2 separate regions of the Homo sapiens genome follow, and region 2 is linked to region 1. The links are chromatin loops, found by intact Hi-C in ENCODE. Cell type or tissue: sigmoid colon. All regions are shown on one strand.

Region 1 (2,500 bases):
TACTTTACCTGTACTGAACTACTGTTAGATTCTGTTCTCCGCAGTGCCTTGCACATCGGATATACCTCATCCAGCTCGACTTACTAGGTTCCCCACCATCAATAAAGTGCTGTAGTGTCCCATCCTGGTCATATATCTGGAGAAGAGGTCAGAAGGTCAAGTAGTTAGAACGAATCATCAGCAATCATTTTCCCTACTTCCCTTGGTGTCTTTATGTGTCAGCTGCAGAAATTTATTGCCCTTAGGTTTGCTAGTGCTTATTGATGCTTGTGGACAACTCAACCGGAATAACAGGAAAATATGTTTTGATGATGCAAGTCGATCATGTTTTTCTTATCAAGCCAATCTTCTCTGTATTAAACATATTTGTGGTATCTCACGGATGTGACCATATTTCCCAAAGAATATTTAACTTATTTTGACAGGCTAGTCTTAAATAATGAGCTGCTGGATAAACAAAGCAAGCTGAAAGGAGAGGCCGCACTGACATTGTTGGAACATCCACATTCGAGGCCCCCCAGTCTCAAACACACAACTGCCCAGAGGCATTCGGGAGGCAGTAACTGTCTGTTCAACAGGCTGGGCGACACCCAGCAGAAGGCAGTTGGAGAGTTATGGAGCCGTAAAGAACTGGCAAAACAGACTCTGATTTGGGTGAAATAAATGGACTCTCACCTCAAAGAAGATGTAGGGCTTCAGTTTTCAGGACCTGAAACTAGTAGGAGAGGAGTCATTAAAAAAAAAAAAAAAAAAAAAAGAGAGACCCTCAAAAAAGGAAAGAAAAAAAATGGCTGTCTCCTATGAATCCTACATTTCTTAACCGAGTTGTCTAATTGTTACTGCCTCACATCAATTCAAGCAGATTTCCTTTCAAGATAGCATTTGAGAAAATGAAATCTGCTTCAAACCACTCAATAAGCATGAGACAAAAAGTCTTGTGAAAGCAACTAGGGAGCCAAGCAAACACAGAGTCAGTGCCAACAGCAGAGGCAACAGCTTGCCTTTCCAGAAACGACTTCAGATTCAGGGCACTTAGGGAGACATGGTATCTAGAGGAGTGGGAGATGAGGCGGTCATGTATCCACAGCAATTCTAGAAAGTCACTCCCAGTCCTGGGGCCATCCAGGAAGCAGGGACAGTTAAAGAATTTCCTAAGGGTATGGTTCTCAGAAGGACCATCATACACTGCACCTTTTCAGATAAAATCAGCAGTGGGATCCTTCTGCTGGTAGCTACTTCTCCAGAGCATCCTGACAAATCGTGTCTCTCACTCTTGCTAGTCCGCCCTTCCAATTTTCCTTTTCAAATAAGCATGGAAAATAAGTGTTAGAGAGAGCCTCACTGGTTACATTTAGGCTCCAAAATTAGTATGGTCATTCATATTAGTTTAGCTCAGCAGTTCTATTCCGGGGGAGGGGGTGCAAACGGGCTTAGTGATGACAGTTTCTTTTTACTAGTCATTTAAAAACAGCTGAGTTTTTTTTTACTTTATTTATTTTATTTTATTTTATTTTTTGCTTTTCTTGAACTCATTCCTCTCCAACCCCAACCTTTCCACTAACCCCACAATGAAATTCAAACATTAATCTGTTAAAAACAATTGAGAAGTTATGACTGGGTAAACACACCAGGGTGATCACAGCTGATAATCAATTTAGCTTGAGCAGAGTGAAGAGATTCTTGGATTATATTTATTTAAGGCTAATGACTTCTTTAAATTTCTAGGTTTTGGATAATGGCAAAAAATGGAAACATTGCATGGGGTGGCTACATCTGCTACATGAACAATCTAATGATAGACAACATATTTAGGATTGATTACACTGTAGTTGTTTCTGTTTTTGTTGTTGTGGGGTTTTGTTTTTGTTTTTGTTTTTCTAAAAAAACTAGTTAAGATTCAAAATTTCAACTCTGAAACTGTTGTTGACAGCCTCAGAGTTGAAATTTTTAATCTTAACCAGTTTCTTCAAAATTGCAACATTGACCAAAGCCATTTGGTTCCCTTAATGCCACTGTTAATCTTTGATGGAGTAAGAAATGTTGATGACCCAGCCCCCTACCCTCCCTTCCCTCAAGAATAAACCTTCCACAGGGACTGCTGGTGAAAATTATTATGAAGCATTTTGAGAAGTGCACACAACAATCCTCCTTTGTGCATGAAGCCACTATCTTCAACAGCAAGTAAAATCCTCTAACATGTCTAACTAGTGGGGGCTGTCTTAACCGTTGGCTCATTTGATCACCAGCCACTAACCAGTCCACCTTGAAAATTAGTATGAAAAGTGTTTCCCCCTACACTCTTGTTTCAGCAGTAATCTTAACTAAGTATATCGTGACTACAAGGAAATCTACAATTTTTGCCTGCCTGATATAAACTGCTACTTGCCTTGAGGAAAAGTAAAAGGCTATTTGTCAGGCTTTTCCCAAATATCACACAATGTAGCACATGGCATGAGGTTTGGTTTTCCTGGCTTTAGCTAATACTAACATTATAATATTT
Region 2 (2,500 bases), 210 kb before region 1:
ATGAAATTTCACACATAGGGTCTTTCAGGTTTGTATTTTTCTTAATATGTCTCCATAACTGTCAAATACTATTAAACATCGTTATGGTATTATACTAAATGCTTACCACTTTCATGGAGTACTACCAGTCTACATGAGAATTAAAAACTAGGGTAGGTAGTTTACCCTAACATAAATGATAGAGGAGTTGGGATTGTAAGCATTACAAATGAAGACAGGTAGATATATATGTAAATATAAAATAATGTACCATGTGACTATATTATATAAATGTTGACAGGACTAAGGATAGACATGGGTAGTACTAAGAGTCTCCTGTATTGAAAGCAGTGTCTTACATGTACAATAAGTATAAAATAATATTATACCAGGTGTAAATATATGCAAGACATAGGCCTTTCCATCACAGAGCTTGCAATTTAGTAATAAGGAAGAAACAACTATAAATATAAAATTTACTGCCTAATAGTAAGAGCCTTGACACAGGCCATATAGAGTACTCAGGAGGAGAAAGTACGTCTATTTAATAGGAGTTGGAAAGGTGTCATAGGAGAGGAGGTATTTGTGATAGACCTCTGGAGATAGATACTTAAGATTTTAATAGAGGAATTGGTTGTGATTTAGGAAAGTAGTGGGGGAAATGTAAATATAATGAACAGAATGATCATAGCAAAGAGGCATGAAGTGGGAAAGCATAGGCTGTTCTTATAAAACAGAGGAGGGCCCGTTTTCTAAGTCATTTCTGGTAATAAGGGCTGGAACTTAAGTAGTAGCAGTAGGAATGCAACAAGAAGATTCTTGTCAAAGATGATGCCAAGGGCTCAAGCTTCAGTGTCTGGTCCAGTTTTGGAAATACAGTTACTAAAAAGCTGTTTGGAGGGTGGGAAGGAGATAGGATTTGCAAATTTGGATGTTTTAATTTTTACAGAATGAAATTCGGCTACCAGTTAGAAATATGGATCTGTTGTTGGGAGAATGATTGGGCTTAAAAATAGACATAAAGGAGTCCTTTGCAGAGGTAGTGTTTAAAGTTGTGCCAGCTAGAACTTGGAATTCTTATGTTTAGGAAAGAGAAAAGAAAGCTAATGAAGGAAATAACAGCTAGAGAAAATGTGAAGATCACTATGATGATACTGTTAGAGCAATTAGCATGTCTGGAAGGCTTACTTTGTGCTAGGTGTAACACTGAGCCCTTCAGAATTTATCATTTAATCCTGACAAAGATCCCTACATAGCAGGTAATATTCCCATTTTATTAGGTAGGTGCAAAAGTGAAAGCGGCAAAAACCGCAGTTACTTTTGCACCAACCTAATGAAGAAACTGAGACTTAAAGAAGTTAAGTTGCATGTGATCACATAGGTACTAAGTGATAGACCCAGCATTGAAAGCTTTTGATGAATCCAGCCTCAGGCTCTTTCCCTTTTATGATATGGTCTTAGTCCATTGAAGTCAAGGAATGAAATAATTTCTAGGAGAAGAAAATTAGCCACTCTGACGAGAGTACTGAGGTAGGGGTCATCGTGAGTTGGTATATCCTAAGAAGGAAAATGCCATCATTGACAAGAGAGACCAGGTCTGGTAATGAGAATTAAAGTGATTTTGAGAGAGAAGCAGCTAATATATGGTTATGATGCCAAGATATTTAAGTGCATGTAGTATAATAGAGAGGAGTCCCTGTGGAATTGGGGCCAAGGAAATATGAAGAGAATGGCTGTTAAAGGTAACAAGATATAAACTCCATCAGAAGCAGCATAAATAGTAGAAAGGTAACAAGATATAAACTCCATCAGAAGCAGCATAAATAGTAGTTAAGAACATGGCCCTGGAGTCAAGAGAGCTAGGTTGAATTTTGGTTCTACCTCTCTGACTTTGGGAATTTCTCTGATTAGTTTCTTCATTTGAACAATGAGAAATTTTCTTCCACAGGTTATTCTGAGAATTAAATGAGTGGTTTTAAAGTGTTTAATACAGTGTTTGATACATAGTATGTGCTCAGTAAATGGTAAGTAACTTGCTAAAAAGAGATGAGCCATAAAGCTGTTCTGTGGTGGTGGTGCGTTCAGTCAGTGGGGACCTAATTGGACAGTAGCTTTCGATATTGATGAACAGAACAAATACTAGAGGGCTTTGTGACTGACAGAATTCTTAAGTGTGCATAATTGGGGGATATTGTTATGCAGTGATAGACGTTCTGTAGAAAACTGTACAGAAGCAAAAAGTATGTAAGGGCTAAATGTACAGATGTGCAAGAGTGTCAGTAGGTAAACTTCCCAAGTTTGAGTATAAAGGAATGTGAGTACATTGAGATGAAGAAACATCTGTAGTTACTTCATTCTTTCATTCATTCAGCAAGTGCTTATTGAGAGCCTGCTATGCACCTTGCACAATGGGCTGCTATGGATATAGCAGTTGTTCACCTAGGAGGACTGATACTTAGAATATAGCAGGGTGGTAAGAAATGTAAATGAAGTCAGCAAGTATTAGAAAAACAAAGGGACC

What was found. Peaks named below come from ENCODE experiments on the same cell type or tissue, not always from the same donor. Only the 100,000 strongest peaks of a DNase experiment are listed, where the experiment ranks them.
Region 2: it touches region 1 in a loop (3-fold over the local background); 1 of 110 quality-filtered maps calls a loop at or near these places.

Annotation. Positions count from the first base shown.
Region 1 is chr5:123,153,520-123,156,019 of GRCh38, reverse strand. It overlaps PRDM6 (PR/SET domain 6), which reads right to left. Exons shown (of 8, transcript NM_001136239.4): 4 at 9-136. Among named protein-coding and RNA genes, the nearest start is that of PRDM6-AS1, 64 kb to the right of the region's middle. In sigmoid colon, no CTCF peak of the experiment used is centred here; a DNase peak (open chromatin) is centred at 999.
Region 2 is chr5:123,361,296-123,363,795 of GRCh38, reverse strand. All of the region lies in intron 18 of CEP120 (centrosomal protein 120), which reads left to right. Among named protein-coding and RNA genes, the nearest start is that of CEP120, 61 kb to the left of the region's middle. In sigmoid colon, no CTCF peak of the experiment used is centred here; no DNase peak of the experiment used is centred here.